5 separate regions of the Homo sapiens genome follow, and regions 1, 2, 4 and 5 are each linked to region 3. A link is an interaction called in ENCODE POLR2A ChIA-PET data of the cell type or tissue named here. Cell type or tissue: GM12878. All regions are shown on one strand.

Region 1 (4,000 bases), 110 kb after region 3:
AAGTGGCTATTTAACACGGTCACATTCCACTGGATGTCAGCTGTCCTCTCTTCTCATTCCATGTCCTTCCTTCTCTCAGTTACTGTCAGTGTCACACTCCTGCTCCGTTTTTAACAATACAGTGTGTGGCTGGGAATCGCATCTGTCAGGTCCACATCAGTGGCACAAATTTTAAAAGCTATAGAGCAAATGCCTGAAATCCGCCCCTCTGAACCCAGCCCTGGGCAAACCACACAGCATCCTGTGCTCAGTGCTCCATTTCTACGCTTTAAAAGCACTGCAGAATCGCCTGATCACAAAACTTAATATGCAGTAAAGTCACTGTGTGGTTTGGGCAAGCCAGTGAAAAGCAAAGAGAAAGCTGCTGCTAAGGGACTGTGGGGACAGAAGTCTAAGCTGTTACAGGAGTCGTGGTGTTCCGGGAAGCAGCAGTCCAGACTGCAGGGTGGGACTTGGGTTCAGAGAATTGTCACCTGTCTTTCAAACTACAGCCTGGGAGAAGAAAGTGGGAGAAAGGAATTGTGACCAGCAGACAGCAGATTTCTAATAAATTCAGATGAACCTCCCCCCCTGTACCTTAGCTCACAGAGGAGGGGGAAGTAGCAAGAAAATACTGCCCATGCCTCTTGACAAAGAAGGAAGGGGGTGCCAGAGGCACACCAACAGCCTGCACCCCAGCCCTAGACAGCACACGCTGCACAGTCATCCTGGGAAAAGAGAGTAATGCTGCAGGAAGCCAGTCCTAAATCACATTCAAAGGCCAACTGAAAAAAAAAAAAATAACAAGTAGGGACAGGGATTCCTGGGATGGTGCTCATTATGGGTGTCAGGCTGAGTAGAGCTGGCACAGGCCTTGGTTTGTAAACACAGGGCAGAACGAGCATTACCTAAGAGCGCTTTGCTCCTGCACATCCCAAAGAACCAGGCAGTCACTACAAGTGGAAGCTCAAAGAACATGCACTCAAGTGGAAGCTCAAAGAACGTGCACTCAAGTGGAAGCTCAAAGAACGTGCACTGACCAATGGATGCGGCATCAGAACCGAGTGGCGGCTCAGCCTTCACGGTGTCCTGGCGTTCTCCCAGTGGTGTTCTGGGAATTTGATCCTAACCTCATCATTAGTGTTCAGAGGACTACAGGAAAACACAGAACCCCCAACTAACTGCACACCACTGATCAGATATTGGTCCTACTAATGTACCAAGAAACATCCTAATTGGCAATTTGAAACCACAATAAGCTACGTCTAAAGATAATTTGAGACTTGGAACCAGAAACTAAAATTCATTCTATGATAATATTAACTAAATTCACTCATTCTTTTAGTAAGTATTTACTGAGCACCTATTGCGTTCAAGGCACCGTAATGGCACCGCAGTGGTAGACACACTCCCTCACGGAGCTAATCATCTGTTTAACATTTCACTTGTTGATTTTTTAACTTGCAGAAAGGAAACTGGGGCTTTGATTTTGAATGAGTGAAACATCATTCTACTCAAGCATTGATCTGGGGCATTTCCATGGAATTTACTATATGTTAGAGGAAGAGAAGGCACAAAGAGCCCAGAGGAAGTTGATTTTGGTAGAGGCAGCTGTGAGAGCATCGAGGAAGTGGGTTTTCACATTGTGTTTGGGGTGGAGGGTCCAAGGAGGAGCCTCGGCCACAGCTAAGCAGGAAGGACTGCATTCAAAGAGGCTTCCCCATTAGTGGTTACCTAATGGCCTTCTTATGTATAAAAAAGGGCCTGCAGTCACGCATGCGGGGCTTCAAACCTAGATGACGGGTTGATAGGTGCAGCAAACCGCCACGGCACATGTATACCTATGTAACAAACCTGAACGTTCAGCACATGTATTCCAGAACTTAAAATTTAAAAAAGCCGGGGCGGGGGCGGGGGGGGGGGTGGTGCGGGGTTGGCGGGGGCAGTGGCTACAGCTTAAAAACACAAACAGAGGAGCGCTCCTTTTGAGTCCCACTCCTTCCTGGCACTGATGGGGAAAATAAGCCCCAGGAAAGGGTAAGAATCACCCAAGGACACAACTAAGATGTTCTCAAACAGATGACCAGAAACTAAGATGACTGGCCTGCTGGATGACAGATCCCTTAATAATTCACAAACGGTGGGTTTTATTTATTTACTCATAAAACAGCCTTTGGGGCAAGACGGGTGACGAGTCAGAGGAACACCTGTCCCGGCGGCGAGGCGGCCGCGGGGTGGGGCAGGCGGTGGGTTGTCAGGCCTCTCCTCTTTCCAGAGCGTGATCTTATCCTGGCCATGGGGAACACGCTCAGCTGGCCTGAGGTAAGACCCAGCCTGGCACTCAAGGCAATCTCCAATCCGGGCTACTTTGGGAGACATTTTTCTGCAAGCTCACACATGACTCATCTCTACAGACCTCCTATAAGGTCTCTTGGCTACAAGGAATCCCATTCAAACCGCCTCTGCCAACAGCTGCTCTGGAGACCAGGAAACATTTGGGGTTGCTGTGGTTGATTTTTCTAAAAACACACTTAGCTGGCATTAGTGCTATTTCTTATCTCTCTACAGCACTGTTAATGTGACTAGTATTACGAGTATCAGACGCAGTCTAAAGACTGTAGTGAGCCTCCCTTAATTTCATTGGTAGATCTTTTTTTTCAAAGATCAGAAAAGAGATTGAGAAGCCTGAAGAATTAAGATGGAAAGCTGTGTCCCCAGCAACCAGGGAGGCTCTAACCAGTGCTCTATAAAGGCAAGAAAGGGGGCCGGTTCCCCATTCCACTTCTCCAGGGCATGACCTTGGGCAAACAACCAAATTTCCCTGGGCCTTAGCTGCCCTGAGGGGCAAAAGAGGGATACTCCGCCCTGCCCTCACCCCCTGGGCTGTTGTGAGGATGAAATGAAATGAGGTAGTCTATAAATGCATTCTGAAAACCACAGGAAATTGCAGAGATGTTCAAGATCGTTCTGATTCTACCCCTGGACTGTGGCCTCCAGGGACAGGTTCCTGCTGGCTCCCTGCCACGAGGCATCACTTGGTGTTTGCCAACAAGGAGGCACTCAGTAAGTGTTAAAACGGGTGAGTGAAAGGAGGCAGAGCAGGTGCCATCAAAATGTCTCATTGCTTGACTGAGTATACTTTGACGACAAAAATTCCTAACTATGGAGGAAAAAGGAAGTACAAATTTGACGAGTTTAAAATTGATCGAAATACAATGACTGCCAATCTAAGAGGACCTCTTTCTCAGGCCACAAAAATGAGTAGCCCTACATCATAGGGCCTGTACTCTTAGTATCTGTTCTGAGAAAATATATCATGACAAAAATGTGACCATGAAATGCAGTCATTATAAATTTCTTTTCGATTTACAATAAAAGCATCTTCACACATTTGAAACCGTAGCACACTGAGCGTGAGACACCTATTTATTCCATCTTCAGGCAGCGTGCTGGGCAAGCCTGTGGCCACTTTAGCAGGCCCAGTGAACTGCTCCAAGGTGACAGGAGCTACAGCGCTGGCAGGAGGGTCTGGTAAATGATGAAACTCCCAGCCAGCCTGTGGTTCGCTGGGAGCACAGAGAGGAAGGAAAGGGACTTTAAAAACATACATACAAAACTGCTTAACTTATGGCCAGCCCAGTTAGAAGGTATGGCCCAGGAGGCCGGGATCTTTGCTGTGTCCCAAGAACAAGAACAACTCCAGGCCCTCAGGAGGTTGCTCCGTGAGGCAGGCGATGAGTGAAGCCACTGAAGGAGGGAAGAAAGGAATGAGTGACTGAAACTGACACATGCAGTCCAAGGACCTTCTTCCCTTCAGCTGAGGAGGCCTTGGTCTGCTCCCACCCCAGGAGACTGGTCCCCTACCCCACTGCCTGTGCCCAGCTAAGTGGACCCATCCTCCGCCTCTCACCTTAAGTCCCATTTTGTCACAGGAGCACAGGAGTTTCCTGACCATCCCTCCCCACTGCAAGTCTGATCTCTTGCCACCTTCCTGCTCACCCTGTGACACACAGAGGATGCC
Region 2 (4,000 bases), 56 kb after region 3:
GGGGACTGAGTCCCCTTCAAGGCAGCTGAGCCCCAAGCACCCCGGCTGTGCTAAGATCTCCAAGATGGGCAAGAAAATCTGGGGACACAACTGCCAAACAATGAGAAAACTTAACTTGGCTCCCAGCCCAACCACGTCCTTTGATGGGTAGCAGATGCCACAAAGAGTGGCTGGTGCAGCTAACACATACCTGGAACGACACCTCCTGTCCTCTTGTTCTGTTCCAAGGTTGTCAGGCTGGGACGAAATCCCAAGAAAGAAATGGGCATGTGGTCACTATCATAGCAGACTGCCAGTTAGGGACATCAGAATATATTTCTCTGTCCTCAAGTTAGGAAGTGAGAGGACAAACCTGGCCTTCTGTGTTGTTTCAGCCACTAATTGGTTTTGTCAATTAGGCAAAACATAATTTCTCTAAGCCTCTTTTCTCATCCACAGGCATTAGCCTAGTCAGCGGTTCTCAAAGTGTGGTCCTGAACCAACAACGACGGCAGCTTCACCAAGAGACTTCTTAGAAATGCAAATTCTTGGGCCCATGCCACACCTACAGAAGCAGACACTCTGGGGGTAGGCCCAGCAATCTGTTTTAACAAGCTCTCCAGGTGATTCTGATACACAGTAAGTTGGAAGACCACTGGCCTAGCTGATGTCCCTTTTTATTGTTTTAGAAACCATCCTTCCTTACGGCCTCCTATCTGTAGTGCTACTGACTTCATTTACCCCAAACAAATATTTACAAAGTTTCTACTATGTGCTAGGAACTGGGGACACCAGGGGAACTTACACGTCTGCTTTGTGTTTAAGTTCTCATCACAATAAACGTGCACGCAGCTTGTTGGCTGGTTGTTCACTGAGTAAGCAGCACAACTGTATTTTCCAGCAACTTGCCTCTTTAGCCATGATCTTCTTCCAAAACTTACTGTACTTTTAAAATTAAAGAGCTCTGCATGCAAGTAGAGATGCAATGTGCTAACAAATACAATGTTACTGTATTGCTGATGATAAAAGAAAGAGATTATGGATGTCCAATTAACATAAGCACAGGAATCAACTGGAAAATTTCTAGAAGGAAATATAGAAAAGAGTAACACAGACAACATTCCTTTCTCCTAAAACTATTTTAGTGACTCACAGTGCTCACGGGTCTTGAATGTTATTCTAGGCACAAAATAACAAACACCAAGTGACATTTTTAGCAGTCCATTTTGCTTCAGGATATATACACAGGAAATGCAAAAGCAAAAACAAAAGCTAAAATGCTCTACCCTAAGAGGAAAGACGCAACCAAACTACCATAATATTAAAAACAGGACTAAAATTAGCTTCCTCCCTTACGCTTAAGGGTCTTACTAAAAACATCTGCCAACAGCTTTTCTTCCTCTCTCCTCTGCTCAAGCAGACCAGGGAAGGCAAATGAAACAGGCTCAGAAGACAAACAAGCGGCCAGCTGCTGCAGAGCTCGGCCTTAACACGAGTCTTGGTCTGCATCAATCCCACAAAGATTCACTCCAGGCCAGAACTAAATTCTCCTAAGTCAAAACTACATCATGGGATTTGACCCTTTTGAGTAGAAGCAGAAATCAGAGTTCTCACCCAGAGCACAGGTCAACAAGCTCTTGTCTGCACTAGTTAAAACAACTCACCTAATAATTAATAGAACATACTCACAGCTGTTTCTGCTTAGAATCGAGGTCAACGCAAACCACGGAGCTAATGTGCAAAGTTACAAAGCAATTCCTCCCCTAATGGTAGGTATTTATTTAGAAAACACTAAGCACACAGCAAATGAGACACTTTAAAAGCAAACAGAGTCAGAAGCTTAGAACTCAAGATTTACTGCAACTGAGTTGTATTCGTTTGGTTCTAAGTTTCCTAGTGGCAAAGGTAAAAAGGTAAATAAGATAGGTTTTGTCCATTAAAAGAAAGTAAATAAACTCAACAGAAGAGGGACTTTTCCTAGCACAACATTCTAGAAGGAATTTCAAGAAGAATGTAAAGTAACTTTGAATCTGGTCTTCAACTTTGCTTTTACAAGATCTATGATGTTCTTCAAATAACAATTTAATATTTTCACTCTACAAAAAATCAATAGTCTGATAACTTTATATCAATACACATTTCTTAGAGAATCTAAACCACTAGTATAAGCCAGTGTGCTGTTTTCAGGAGCTCTAACTTAATCCAGCTGTAACCCTCAAGAGCTTAACAGAAATATGTTCCTCCCCATCTATTTTTGGCAGAAGTGAGACGGTGATCACATCAACACTGAGCTCTGAGGCCCAATGTTTGCAGCTCAGAGCGGTTAAGTGCTGATGACTAAGGCCTGACACACACCCGTGCCCACAGGGACTGTCAGCACTGCAGGTACTAGCAGGACCTCAGGGGTGCAAAAGGACACCCAATCAAACAACACACCAGGAGGCCAGCCTCCATGATGGGGGGTGCCGGGGGCACAGGCAGCCCTCTTCCTCCTCAGAGCACCTTTCTTCAGAGAACCAACAATCAAACAAGAGCCAGGACTACACAGGGGAGGCTGGAGGGTTTGGTTTGACCATTTCCCCCTGCTTTTTATGAGTGAAACTGGATATGGTTTTGAAGGGCAGTAGCTAGACAAAACAGGCCAGCAGGAGCAGGACAGATTAAAAATGCAGGAATTCCTCAGCCCGGAGAAGCAAAGGCTAAGAGGCAGCAGTGACTGGGGGTGGGGGGAAATGATGAGGAGAATCCTAGGACAAATATGGCCCTAGGGTGCTGGAAACTCACACGAGGAAATCCCAACTGCGAACTCATTATGTGACAAGGGGGGGGCCACAAGCAGCTGTACAAAGGATAGATTATAAATGTCTCAAGATGCTACCTCCTTGGAAGCTGCAGCTGACCTCAGGGAAGACAAGCCTAAGGGGCCAGCCCCTGTCCTCCATGTGTCCTTCCATAAAAGAACACTGGGCCAAATGATGTGGGATGCCCCTCTCTTCCACTATGACCAAGGAAACCTGTCAGTGCTACAAAAAGGACCTCAGGAGCCACTTTTGCCTTTGCCTGATGGGAAGAAAAAGGGAACGGTGGATTAGAAGCTCACCAAGGCTGTGATTCAGATGTTCCCATCCTAAAGTGATCTGACTTGGCTCAGATTTTTATAACATTAAATAAGTACCAGTAACAACTTGTGTAAGTCCTGAAATGTTTCGTATTGCCGCATAATGAAGTACACAAACTTAGTGGCTTCCAACACACATTTATCCTCTACCAGCTTCTGTGGGTCAGGGGTCCGGGTCCACGCACAGTTTAGCTGGGTCCCTGAAAGGCTGCAATGAGGGTACTACGCAGCGGGGACTCCGCCAGGGAAGGGTCTTCATTCAAGTTGCCCACTCGGGGTGTGGGCAAAAGAACTGATTTCCTTGGAGCTGTAGGACTAAGGTCCCCAGCTTCTTGTTGGATATAGGCAGGAGGCCACCTTCAGCTCCCTGCCACAGGGGCCTCTTCCTCAAAGCTAGCCAGGAAGAATGGCCCCAGAGGGAGTCAGCTGGCAAGAGGAGTTAGAAGTGGGAAGCGAGTCACAGGCCACATCCAACTCCAGGTGAGACAATGAGACAAAGGCGTCAACTCCAGGAGGCAAGAATCCTAGGGGTCACCTTAAAGTCTGTCTGCCATACGCATCTAGCTCCTTTACAACTATAAAATCAAAGCACATTTATAACTAAACGCAACTAAAACTCCCATCCCCAAATTTTGATTAACAGTGCACACTGATGGACAATAAGGACAATGTCTTCTTGAGACTGCACAGTCAGTTCCAATGTGAATCCAGTGTAGAGAGTTAGTTATATTGGGGTTCAATATGCTTAACTGTGTGTCACAATGACAACTCATTGTCTTACCACTTTTTTCTACTGAATCACGACATCATTTTAGCTTTCCATTGGCAGAAGTGCCTCATCCACATTATTAAGCCTGGCTCTGCTCTTTTTTCATCAGCCTGTCCACTGCAATTGAAGGAGGA
Region 3 (4,000 bases):
TCCACGTGCTCCCTAGGGGTGTCTCCCCAAATATTCAGAAGCCTGTGGACTCCACAGTATGGAGAAGATGCCCAAGGATGGCAAATGGGCCGAAAATATTTTCAATAAATCTGGCTCAGCAATGGCTTTTTTTTTTTTTTAGACAGGGTCTCACTATGTTGTCCAGGCTGGTCTTGAACTCCTGGGATCAAGTGATCCTCCACCTCAGCCTCCCAAGTAGCTGGGAATATAGGCATGTGCCACCACCACTCCTGGCTCTCGGCAACAGTTCTAACCAAACATTTTAGGCAAGGGGTCTCTAAATGAGGCATTTATGTTTCCATGGTGGGACCCTTTTTGAAACATCTTCAGAGCAATTGAGATTCACATTCTCAATTGTGTCTGTGGGACGGGCAGGGCAGGTGAGGATCTGAGACTCTGAAAATGGCACGTGCGACACGGCTAACAAGTGGCAGGACTGGAATTCAGGACTCCCAACTCCAAGCTTGGCCTTTCCTCTACTGGACATGGCCACCTCTGAAGTGGCTGAGTGTGGTTTTTGAGTGGAAACAAAACAGCTTGCTTGGTTAGCCACAGCCCACTGAGTATAGGAAGGCTCAGGAACTCCTGGGACTGGGCTGAGCCCCAGGTGATTGATTATACGGAGTAATCCAGGGACATTTGTCCTCCAGTCTGCAGCTGCCTCCCAGAAGAATCAGATGGCCCCTCATGTCCTCTCGCAATGGATAAAAGATGGCCCAGTGCACACCAGTCGCCTCCTGGTAGAAGCCACCAGACTGGCCAGCACACGAGAGCAGCAGCCCAGGCAGCTCTGAACAAGCCTGGAGCTCCCTGCTGGGGAGCTTCCTCTTCCTGGGGAGCATGGCTGGACAAGAGGCTCAGATCTTCAAACCTGACTAGGGCCCTCCATGTTCATTAACTGGCAGCAAAGGGAGAAAGTTTGGAGGGATGCCACAGGTACCCCCGATCTGCTCACCCTCCCAGTGCCTGGGCAGTTCCAGAGCCTCATGGGGTGCCCACGGTGGAACAGCTTGCCTTCTGTGCTGGCCCGTGCTTCCTTACATGCACAGGAGTCCTTAGCACACGAGTGTTTTCTAGAAGAGGAAGGTGCCATGTCTGAAACAGAGTGGCTCTGTTTAAAGCCATCCTCCACTTCAATGGCACTTGTTTTCCTTGGGCCCTCCCCGGCCAAGGCTGGGTTGTAAGTCACTCTACACAGTTAGGCCCATTATGCCAATCAAGTCCACAGATGGCTGTGCACAGACCATGTCCTGTGCTTTGATTGAGTCCCTCCTTTCTGGGAGGTCTATGTTGAAGCCAAAGAAGAAAGAAAAAAATACAAGAGACTGTCAGCAGAGAGAGCAAACACCCTGAGTACAAGCCTGTCCCTGCTGCGCGGGGCTGCTGTGGAAAAGAAAGGTCCCTGCACCCCAGGGTGGGGAGGTGGTGGAGTGGGCGCTGGGCTGCTGGTGAGCATCTAAGGAGGAAGTAAAAGCATCTGTGTGGGAGATGGTGCCTTCCACGCCCAAAACCAGGGCCCTGCCACAGCAGGGAGGAGGGTTAACCCTGCCCCCAAGGAGGGTCATTCTGGTTCCTAGAGACCTGCTAGGATCGGAAGTTCTAGTCACAAGGGAAGGTGTCACTCACCAGCTGCCGCTGCTTGGGGGGTAGGGCGGGCGGCGGGGCCAGCTCCTGCACGGAGTCCACCCCACTGAAGGAGTCGCTGAAGCCGTATACCTCCATGAGGAGCTTGTTCTTCTGCTGGTAGATGTGCTCGTTCTGTGGCGTCTGGTAGAACATAGAGGGCTGCGGCTCCGAGTAGTCCTCCAGCAACTGCATGTAGGCCAGCACTGTGAAACAAGGGAGAAAGCTGCAGCGAGGCCGGGGGAGGCCACATCAGGGAACCCCTCCCCCCATTCTTCCCACAGCAGCTAGGGGGCTTTCCACTGAAAGCACCTCAGAGAGGGACGAACAGACGGAGCACGGAGGACTTTTCGGGCAATGAAATCACACTCTGTCTGATGCGCTAACGGAGGAGACACGTCCAGACCGGCAGACGCGCAACACCAATGGGGAACCCTAATGTGAACTGGGGACTCAAGCGAGGGCACATGGCGGGTGCAGGGATGGCAAGTCTCAGCTACCTCCTGAGCAGGCACTTTCCCCTCGAGGCATGTCGCAAGTGCCACGAGCAGCTGCCAGGTGGAGCTGAGATTCAGATGCCAAGAAAAAGTGGTGGCTCTGCAGTGCTAAATTTTGTATCTTCAAATAAGCACAAAGCCAGAGGCTTCTCTGCAAACCCCAACTAGTCAACAAATCAAGGAAGGCCAGACACTGAGCTGAGGAAGACAGTCACAGAGGTAGGGAGTTTATTTCTTCCCTGAGCCACACTGGGGGTCCAGGTATAGAGGAAATGCTCTCTCTCCAGGAGTGTCACTGAAGGAAAGTGTTCAAAGTCACCTTCTTTATTTAAAAGAATATGTAAGAATTTCTTACTAGCTCCAACAAGCACCGAGCAGAACTTGGTTGTAAAAGATGCACAGGAAGAAATGGTTCCCCTCTGAGGTCAGCTGCTGCTACTGAAAGGGCAGCTCACAGCCCCTTGAGCTTGTCTCACACTTCCTTTTTTTTTTTTTGAGACAGAGTTTCGCTCTTGTTGCCCAGGCTGGAGTGTAGTGGTGCAATCTCGGCTCACTGCAACCTCCACCTCATGGGTTCAAGCGATCCTCCTGCCTCAGTCTACTGAGTAGCTGGGATTATAGGCATGCACCACCGTGTCCAGCTAATTTTTGTATTTTTAGTAGAGATGGGGTTTTGCCATGTTGGTCTGGCTGGTCTTGAACTCCTGAACTCAGGTAATCCACCTGGCTCGTCCTCCCAAAGTGCTGGGATTACAGGTGTGAGCCACCAAGCCCAGCCCCACACTTCCTCTTTAATGCTGCACAACCAATGTCACCAGGCTCCAGACGAAGAGGCAAGCCTAGGAAGGTGATCCCAAGCACCCACAAACTGCTCCCTAAAAAGACTAAATATGACCGGGCGCACTGGCTCATGCCTACAATCCCAGTGCTTTGGGAGGCTGAGGGAGGAGGGTCACTTGAGGCTAGTTCAACACCAGCCTGGGCAACATAGTGAGACCCCCGTCTCTAAAAAGAAAAAAGAAAAGAAAAAAATTAGCAATGGTGGTATGTGCCTATGGTCCCAGCTATTCAAGAGGCTGAGGTGGGGGGATCCCTTGAACCCAGGAGTTCAAGGTTGCAGTGAGCTATGGAAAAAAGAAAAAGATTAAACACAACCATCTCTGCCTGACTTTTCTGTAAAACTGTGATCTCTTCAGGAGGTCTTTCTGAACTCTTGATGTTGAAGTCCTTGTAGACACCTGCTAGCCAAGCACAGAACAGCAGTGATGCTCCCAGCCTTCTAGAAATGAGGAGGACCCAGTCCATTTCAAAAGCAGCCCAGAGGCTGATTTTAGAGGCCTTGCTCCTAACACAGCCAGCATTGCTGGGAAGGTTCAGCCGCCAGTGCTCAGGGCCTGGGACTGTGGGGATTTCAGGTGCCGGACAGTGATCACAAGGCTCGTCTGGCACAAGGGACTCATGGGGCTGCTCCGGGCAAGAGGGGCTGGGGACCCTCACGATGTCAGTGCATCCCAAATGATGAGGACACGTCGTGACATTGGGACTGAGCGTGCATGAACTCAGGCCAGCGTTAGCCACGCGGCCAGGGTGATGATTCTTTCCTTCTTTCCCTCAAAGCAATTTTGAGGCATTTTCCACAAGGTCACCTGAGGGTCCCCTCGGGGAGTGAACAGCAGACTGGGGACAAGGATGAGGCTCAGGGTGCCTAAGTTTGGGGCTCTTTCACAGGGTACGGAGAAGACCAACCCCTGCACAGGGGTCAATACTGTAAACTGGATGGGATCTCAAGGAAGGAGGGCTGAATCTCTTCCTCCTCGGCTTGGGAGGAAGTGTAACAGGCTTGTACAACTCAGGCCAGG
Region 4 (4,000 bases), 110 kb after region 3:
ATTTAAAAATTGGGTTGTGTTTTTTTTTTTTTTTTGAGACGGAGTCTTGCTCTGTCACCCAGGCTGGAGTGCAGTGGCGTGATCTCGGCTCACTGCAAGCTCCACCTCCCAGGTTCATGCCATTCTCCTGCCTCAGCCTCCCGAGTAGCTGGGACTACAGGCGCGTGCCACCATGCCCAGCTAATTTTTTGTATTTTTTAGTAGAGACGGGGTTTCACCATGTTAGCCAGGATGGTCTCAATCTCCTGACCTCGTGATTCACCCGCCTCAGCCTCCCAAAGTGCTGGGATTACAGGTGTGAGCCACTGCACCCGGCCAAAATTGGGTTGTTTTTTGTTGGTCCTGTGCCATCTTTGTCTATTTCTAGCAAACAGACAGATAGTCAGCCAAGGTCAAATTCTCACGCAGATAAGCAGTTATTATGTCAATGCAATAGAATACTACTCAGCAATAAAAAGGAATGAACCAGTGATAAAAAGGACAACTTGACGAGTCTCAAAGTCAGTACAGAGTAAAAGGCCGATTACACACTTTATGGTTGTACTTACACGGTATTCTGGAAAATGCAAATCTATAGGTATAGATAAAAAACAGATCAATGCTGGCCGGGCACAGTGGCTCACACCTGTAATCTCACCACTTTGGGAGGCTGAGGCGGGCAGATCACTTGAGGCCATGCATTCGAGACCATCCTGGCCAATGTGGTGAAACCCGTCTCTACTAAAAATACAAAAATTAGCCGGACGCGGTGGTGGATGCCTATAATCCCAGCTACTTGGGAGGCTGAAGCAGGAGAATCACCTGAGCCCAGGAGGCAGAGGTTGCAGTGAGCTGAGACGGCACTGCTGCACTCCAGCCTGGGGGACAGAGCGAGACTCTGTCTCAAGAAAAAAAAAAAGAAAGGAAGCAGATCCATGCTGCCAGGGTGGGAGAAGGGTATGACTGCAAAGGGGCGGCAAGAAGGCTTTTTCACTCAGGGTGATGGAATTGGCCTGTATTCTGAATGTGGTAGTGGTTATGCAAATCTACACGTGTTAAAACGCACAAAACTTTATACCCCACTAGCCTGGCAAACATAGGGAAACCTGTCTCTACAAAAAAAATTTTTTTAAATGAAAAGGGTGTGGTGGTACGCACCTGTAGTCCCAGCTACTCAAGAGGCTGAAATTGAAAGACTCCTTGAGCTCAGGAGGTCGAGGCTGCTGTGAGCCACGATGGTACCACTGCACTCTAGCCTGGGTGACAGTGTGACCCCATCACAAATGAAAAACAAAAAATACAACTGTATATCCCCAAAACATCAATTTTACTATACATAATTTTTTTTTAAACCTCACCCATAAGGGGAAGGTTCCCCCTTTTATCCATGCAGGTATTCCACCCAGCAGCTTACAAGCCCCATTTCACAAAATCCTTACCAAATTCTGGGAATGCATAATTACTGTTACTAGGGCTCAGACCTGACTGAACTAAGTCCTGATTGTTTCAGACAACAAAAATTCTATTTGATCTTTCCAAGACCCCGGGTATTTGCGAATTCTCACTTATCATATAGTAGTGGGAATTTACGGCTTGGCAGAAACATGTCCACACATAATGAATCTTTCTCCCTGGGGACAAGGTCCACAGAGTTTCCATCAGACTCCTGGGAGACCTATGATCTTAAAAAGCTCAGGAACCTCTGTTCCAGTTCAAGGCCCTCCAATTATAGAGTGGGGTTCAGAGGCCCAGGAAGGAATCCTGGCTTGCCCCAGAGGACATGGTGTGTCTGTGGCAGTGCTAAGCTGGTTCCCTCTTCATCACCCAAAGATGCCACAGGTCCAGGCATTTCTGGTGATCATGACTCACACGCTCCCCATGACTTTAGCCTACAGAATTTCCTCAGCAGTACGTGCATTTCTCCTGCCAAGCTGAGGCCAGGGAACTCCGCACCCCTGCAGCACAGGCAGTCCCTAGCCCGAGTCCCTGTAATCCAGGTCCCTAGCCCAATTCTTACTTGTCAAATATAAAAGCTTCATTCTACAACCTTGCATATTTAGGGTAATTAATAGAGAAAGCTCCTCATGAACAGAAAAAAAACAAGGACAGATCATGCAGAAAAGCATGCTTTTGATCTATGCCTTTGGTCTTCTGATGAGCTCAGAGAATTAATATTTGCAAGGCACTCTTGACAAGCTGAGGCAGAAGCACAAATTAGTGTGGTTATGCTAATTGAGAGGTTCTGTAGCTCCAGGACCAAATGATTACAGAAAGTGAAAAGGGTTGACTGGGCTTTGGTCTCTCTGCAAATAGCACTGTGCTTCATGCTAGCTGCACTGACAAATTTGCAAGGAGACTACACACATTTACTTTCACATACCCGAAATTCCCAGTGGAGCAGGGGTTAAGGAAGACTCAGAACACCAAAACAGCATTTCTGAATTTATCTTTACTGTGAAAGTTAATCAAGAAAGAAAAATAAAGGGTATGAAATCCCCCTTCTTGCAGTGCTCAATGCAACTTGTAAGTTACTTTGTACACGAGGACCTTGAATGTCTTGTGGTTTTTAACTGTCACAAATGCAACACTCTGTGATCATTTCACCTCCAGAGCTGAACGAAGATGATTTAATTAATCCCCGAAAGTCACCCCGCAAGGAGAAACTGGGGAGGTGTCCCTTGAGACAGGGCAAAAAATATACCTGTTGGTGTATCAGCCCTGCTGTGGCTCTGACATATACCACAGCCTGCAAGCACAGGCCCATTCCTTCCAGACAGACTCAAATTAAAATCAGGGCCTCCTGGTCTGCCTGCATGCACTGGGATATGTGTAGCTGAAATGAATTGCCCTCTACTCTTCCTACGAGTGATCACTTCAAAAGTTTATTACTTAATTGTAAAAACCTACTCCCTGGACTTCAGCTTTCTTAGAGAGAGAAAGAGAAAGAACAAACCAGCCTAAAAGGAAATACCTCAATAGTCAGGGACCTCCCCTTCTCTGTGAGTGCTGAGGTTTGAATTTTAGTTACCAGATTACCATTTTTAAAGAAATGGTCACTTTAGAGTAGAAGGCGACCTGAAGTAAGAACAAAAGCTAAGATTTATCGAGCACTTCTTATGTGTCCAGACTCTGATTAAATGCTTATGTACATCATCTCGTTTAATTCTCCCTCAATACCATAAGGTAGGTACTGTTAGGATTTTCCCCATTTTACAGATAAGGAAAAACTGAGAGTTAGACAAGACAGAGTGACATGCCCAAGATCCCACAACAATGACACAGGAGGGCTGGTATCTAAAGCCACAGCTAGAGGACCTGAAGCACATGCTCTCAGACACTGTTCTGTACTGGCTCACTGCACAGATGGAAAGACAGGGTTGGGGAGGGGCACTGATCCAGTGCATCAGTGCAGGCCCAGGGGCCATGAGGCAGGTCTCCCACCTCTCAGCTCAGGCTCATGCTGCCTCTAACACGGATGAGGGTGTGAGAGCCAAGATCAAAAGTCTCCTGTACACAACGCAGGTGGTGGCTGACTGTCAGTTCCCCAAGGGCACTGACGCCTCAGCCCTCTCAGTACCCTCTCCTCCCCTGGCAGGCTGCTTGACACTCAGTGACAGCCAGTGTTGGGTGGGTGGGTGGGTGGAACTACTTTAACTCGTAAGGGCCACTTCCTACCGTTGTGCCATCTGTGAAAGGTTTCTCCAAAGCAGATTCTCATGCAATATTTTCAGCAAATGTACTTTTTAAGCCACTTCAATAATGGAGAAACCAGGGGCTTCTTCATAAATCTGTAGGCAGATGTGGTGCCACCTTAACAGTCCTACAGAGAGGCTGGAAAGCCCCGGGGGAACCCCAGAGTACATTCCAACCCAAGGCAGTGGTGGTGCCGGCAAGTCAGCCCTAGACCCCAGGAAGGGGAGAGAAGTGAAACTCCAGTTCTCAGCAATACACAACCCACCCCTGGCGAGTCACTTCCCTCTTGCTGCCTCCCTTTCCTCAACTGTCAAATGGGCACAATACC
Region 5 (4,000 bases), 88 kb after region 3:
AGAATGACTCACAGAAAGTCAGAAGGGCTGGAACCTGACAGTAAATTAGCATCCCACCTACTTTCTTTTTAAGAGAAAATGATCTATGATTTGACAAACAGCAACTGCTCTTAATATTTCCATGCATTTTCTTCCAGTTATTTGTTTTCTTTTCATAAACACACCCATATATGCAGTTGTGAAAAAACTGTCTTGCTACTGATCAAATGCTACCGCAACTTCTTCTGGCAAGAGGAGGCAAAGACCTGGTGAAGTCTCGCATATGTCATCTCTGGCATGCCTGCCAGCCGGCCGGTCTCCTGGGTCAATAACTGTGATAAAAGGCCGCTGAGTGCGTCAACAGACTGTCCTGCACTGAGACACTATTAAAGGTCCTTGAGCTCCAAATGTACCACTGCACTGCTCTGTGGCCCTGCCAACTTCCTCCTCCTCAAGCTGACATGACCCCAAGCCCTAGAGAGACAGAGTAGGTGTTAAGAGAGGCTGTTGTCCCACTTCCTGGGTGTCCAGGATGGATAAATGAAAGATTTTACAGAAAGTACCTTGAAAGTACTTTGGAACTTTTGGAAGTGCTATATATTTAAAAGCTGTTAATAACATTATCTAAATCAAAAAATATCACAAAAGCCTCAAACTCCTAGATATCAAAGCTTTGACCTGGGATATTTCTTTTTCTTTCTTTCTTTTTTTTTTGAGACAGTTTCACTCTGTCACCCAGGCTGGAGTGCAGTGGCGCAATCTCGGCTACTGTAACCTCCACATTCTGGGTTTAAGCGATTCTCCTGTCTCAGCCTTATGCCTGTAGCTGGAAATACAGGTGCCCACCACCAGGCCTGGCTAATTTTTGTATTATTAGTAGAGACGGGGTTTCGCCAGGTTGGCCAGGCTGGACTCGAACTCTTGACCTCAAGTGATCCGCCTACCTTGGCCTCCCAAAGTGCTGGGATTACAGGCGTGAGCCCCTGTGCCTGGCTGACTTGGAACATTTCTAAAAAAGTAAAAATGTTCAGCCAGGCGCGGTGGCTCACACCTATAATCCCAGCACTTTGGGAAGCTGAGACAGGTGGGTCATGAGGTCAGGAGTTCAAGACCAGCCTGGCCAAGATGGTGAAACTCCATCTGTACTAAAAATACAAAAATCAGCTGGGCGTGGTGGCGGGTGCCTGTAATCCTAGCAACTCAGGAGGCTGAGGCAGAGAATTGCTTGAACCTGGGAGGCGGAGGTTGCAGCGAGCTGAGATCATGCCACTGCATTCCAGCCTGGGCGACAGAACGAGACTCCATTTCAAAAAAAATAAAAATTTTCAACAGACACATACTGCACCAAATGAAACATCTCGAGCTGAACTAAACTCTCAGCCAAACCAAGCCATCATATTGAGAGAGGAATCATCTTATTCCTCAGGAGAATTGTGAATTTTCTTGAAATCATGTTGGACTACCTGTGCTTTCTGCTCTGGAAGGTGATTCCCCAGGCACTTCAGCTCTGCTGCTGGGCCAGTCTCTCAGAGAAAACTGCCTCCTTGCTTCTTCCTGGAAAGGAAGCCCAGGGCTTTCTTACCTTGTTTCCAGGGGTACAGATGACTTCGTTTCAAGGGCTTCTGTTTTTCAATAGCATTGCCCATTTTAAAGCCAGAGGACACAGGGCCCTTCCCAGCCCCAGCGTCTTTCCGGAGCAGCAACTGAGGACCGAGTCACTGGCTGAAAGGGGATATCTCTTGGACATCCCAAACCACCCAGCGGCAGAACCCAGGCAGCCTCACAAGGGAAGCCTGAGGAATCTCATTCTCAAGTCTTTGCCTTCTGCCTTTCAAAATCCCTTTGGCCCCAGGGAGGAAATCAGAAGAAAGGGCTTGTTATCGCCCTACCGGTGCCTCTCAGGCATGGTCTATATTAAGAAGCTCTTTCCTCAGCATCCTTTTGACACTTTATTACTCATCAGCACAACAGCGGCTTGCAAGATGAATTTTATGTCCAAATACTTTTAATACCACTTTTCTCCGCAGGAGAAATGGGGAATCAGGTGATCAAAATGCTGAAAGTCATAAATGAACCATTCTGGGGCATGCCAGGAGAAACATTTTCATACAGACCCTTATGCCACGCCTTCTATTTCAGAGTCCCACGCTCAGACCAGTGTGCACCACGTAACAAGTACTGTCAGAGAAAACAAGCTGATTTCACTAATGCTGTGTTTCCAAGGGAAACACAAAACGAAACAAAACATCAAAACACTGCTACACCTCAGTCTCCAAAGAAGAAAACACCTTGGGGACAAATACAGCTAAGAATTTATAACCCCAAGCTCCAAACTCCCACTGCACTTTGGGAACAATTTTGCTGGAGAAAGTGCTACGCTACCTAAATTCTGAACAAAGGGTTTTCTAGAAGAAAAGAAGGGAATGAAATCAATCACATATTCTTGGTAAAAAGGAAGACAATGTCGAGGTGGATGAAAAGATTTCATTTATTTCAGTCCCAGAGTTTGAGGTTATAAAAGCCCCTAAAGAATCCCCACAGCATAATATGGGTAAGAATGCAGGCTCTGAGCCGGGCGAGGTGGCTCACGCCTGTAATCCCAGCACTCTGGGAGGCTGAGGTGTGTGGATCACTTCAGGCCAGGAGTTCAAAACCAGACTGGCCAACATGGTGAAACCCTGTCGCTACTAACAATACAAAAATTAGCCGGGCGTGGTGGGACGAAGCTGTAATCCCAGCTACTTGGGAGGCTGAGGCAGGAGAATCACTTGAACCTGGGAGGTGGAGGCTGCAGTAAGCCGAGATCACACCACTGCACTCCAGCCTGGGTGCAAATACTAGCTCTTCCCCTTGGCTTTGCCAGTTGAGCACAGCAGCCTCAGTTTCCTTATCTGTTAACTGGGCATAATTCCAGTCTCACCTCCTCAGCTGTAATAAGAATCAAACAAAAGAGAACATTTGTGAAGTACGTAGCATGCTGCCTGACACTCAGGAGGTCCCTGGTGAATATTTAACTTTTTTTTTTTTTTTGGAGTCAGGGTCTTGCTGTGTCACCCAGGCTGGCGTGCAGTGGTGCAATCATGGCTCACTGCAACCTCAACCTCCCTGGCCCAAGCAATCCTCCTCCCTCAGCCTCCAAAGAAGCTAGGACTACAGGTGCATGCCACCTCGCCTGGCTAATTTTTAAATTTTTTTGTAGAGACAGGGTCTCCCTATGTTGCTCAGGCTGGTCTCAAACTCCTGGTCTCAAGTGAACCTCCTGCCTCAGCCTCCCAAAGTCCTGGGATTACAGGTGTGAGCCACTGCACTGTGCCTATTATCACCTTTTTTTTTTTTTTGAGACAGAGTCTCACTCTGTCACCCAGGCAGGAGTGCAGTGGTGCAATCTCAGCTCACTGCAACCTCTGCTTCCTAAGCTCAAGTGATTCTCTTGCCTCAGCCTCCTGAATAGCTGGATTACAGGTGTGCGCCACCACACCCAGCTAATTTGTGTATTTTTAGTCGAGATGGGGGATCTGCCACGTTGGCCAGGCTGGTCTCAAACTCCTCACCTCAAGTGATCCGCCCGCCTCGGCCTCCCAAAGTGCTGGGATTACAGGCGTGAGCCACCACGCCCAGCCCTTCATCACTTTTATAATTGTAGACGGAAAATACATTAGCTTAGGTGGCAGATATCTGGCTTCGGTCAATTTAGTCAAAAGCACCAAAGTAAATTTATTTTACAGAGTTGGATGGTACAAAATGGGAGCAAGTATAGAACCGGAGTAATATTTGGGACAACATTCCAAAAAAGACCCACAGAACCAGAGAGACCAAGTTTAAGAGGCACTTAATGCTCTGTTAAGTTTCTGGGCGCAGTGGGCCACTGTGTTAAACCAGGCCCTTCCTTTCTGAAGGAAGGGGAAATAATCTTTCCAATTTATGCAAAACAGACAAAAACCAAAATCCAAATCTCTACAAGATCTTAAGGCCTCATAATTGATCTACCAATACAGAGATCATTTTTGCAAAATCACGGCCT

Evidence for each region. ChIA-PET counts read pairs that join two places held together with the same protein. Peaks named below come from ENCODE experiments on the same cell type or tissue, not always from the same donor. Only the 100,000 strongest peaks of a DNase experiment are listed, where the experiment ranks them.
Region 1: POLR2A ChIA-PET joins it to region 3 with 30 read pairs; 17 of 35 experiments call an interaction of 5 or more read pairs at or near these places.
Region 2: POLR2A ChIA-PET joins it to region 3 with 54 read pairs; 13 of 35 experiments call an interaction of 5 or more read pairs at or near these places.
Region 4: POLR2A ChIA-PET joins it to region 3 with 12 read pairs; 20 of 35 experiments call an interaction of 5 or more read pairs at or near these places.
Region 5: POLR2A ChIA-PET joins it to region 3 with 13 read pairs; 10 of 35 experiments call an interaction of 5 or more read pairs at or near these places.

What each region holds. Positions count from the first base shown.
Region 1 is chr9:131,731,475-131,735,474 of GRCh38, forward strand. All of the region lies in intron 1 of RAPGEF1 (Rap guanine nucleotide exchange factor 1), which reads right to left. Among named protein-coding and RNA genes, the nearest start is that of RAPGEF1, 6.6 kb to the right of the region's middle. RefSeq lists silencers at 1,682-1,731, 2,108-2,402 and an enhancer at 3,622-3,751. In GM12878, a CTCF peak has its summit at 637; DNase peaks (open chromatin) are centred at 1,648 and 2,971; H3K4me3 peaks cover 3,903 bases; H3K27ac peaks cover 4,000 bases.
Region 2 is chr9:131,676,367-131,680,366 of GRCh38, forward strand. All of the region lies in intron 1 of RAPGEF1 (Rap guanine nucleotide exchange factor 1), which reads right to left. Among named protein-coding and RNA genes, the nearest start is that of RAPGEF1, 62 kb to the right of the region's middle. RefSeq lists enhancers at 2,086-2,135, 2,476-2,555. In GM12878, no CTCF peak of the experiment used is centred here; DNase peaks (open chromatin) are centred at 515, 1,325 and 2,355; H3K4me3 peaks cover 3,111 bases; H3K27ac peaks cover 3,870 bases.
Region 3 is chr9:131,620,149-131,624,148 of GRCh38, forward strand. It overlaps RAPGEF1 (Rap guanine nucleotide exchange factor 1), which reads right to left. Exons shown (of 27, transcript NM_001377935.1): 11 at 1,648-1,850. Among named protein-coding and RNA genes, the nearest start is that of PRRT1B, 77 kb to the left of the region's middle. RefSeq lists an enhancer at 1,304-1,373. In GM12878, a CTCF peak has its summit at 1,928; DNase peaks (open chromatin) are centred at 1,553, 1,913 and 2,513; H3K4me3 peaks cover 1,661 bases; H3K27ac peaks cover 3,143 bases.
Region 4 is chr9:131,725,742-131,729,741 of GRCh38, forward strand. All of the region lies in intron 1 of RAPGEF1 (Rap guanine nucleotide exchange factor 1), which reads right to left. Among named protein-coding and RNA genes, the nearest start is that of RAPGEF1, 12 kb to the right of the region's middle. RefSeq lists enhancers at 3,207-3,316, 3,587-3,966. In GM12878, no CTCF peak of the experiment used is centred here; DNase peaks (open chromatin) are centred at 2,290, 2,580, 3,468 and 3,850; H3K4me3 peaks cover 3,637 bases; H3K27ac peaks cover 3,924 bases.
Region 5 is chr9:131,708,059-131,712,058 of GRCh38, forward strand. The region is part of intron 1 of RAPGEF1 (Rap guanine nucleotide exchange factor 1); the gene reads right to left. Among named protein-coding and RNA genes, the nearest start is that of RAPGEF1, 30 kb to the right of the region's middle. RefSeq lists enhancers at 1,362-2,143, 2,053-2,152. In GM12878, no CTCF peak of the experiment used is centred here; a DNase peak (open chromatin) is centred at 2,113; H3K4me3 peaks cover 2,073 bases; H3K27ac peaks cover 2,982 bases.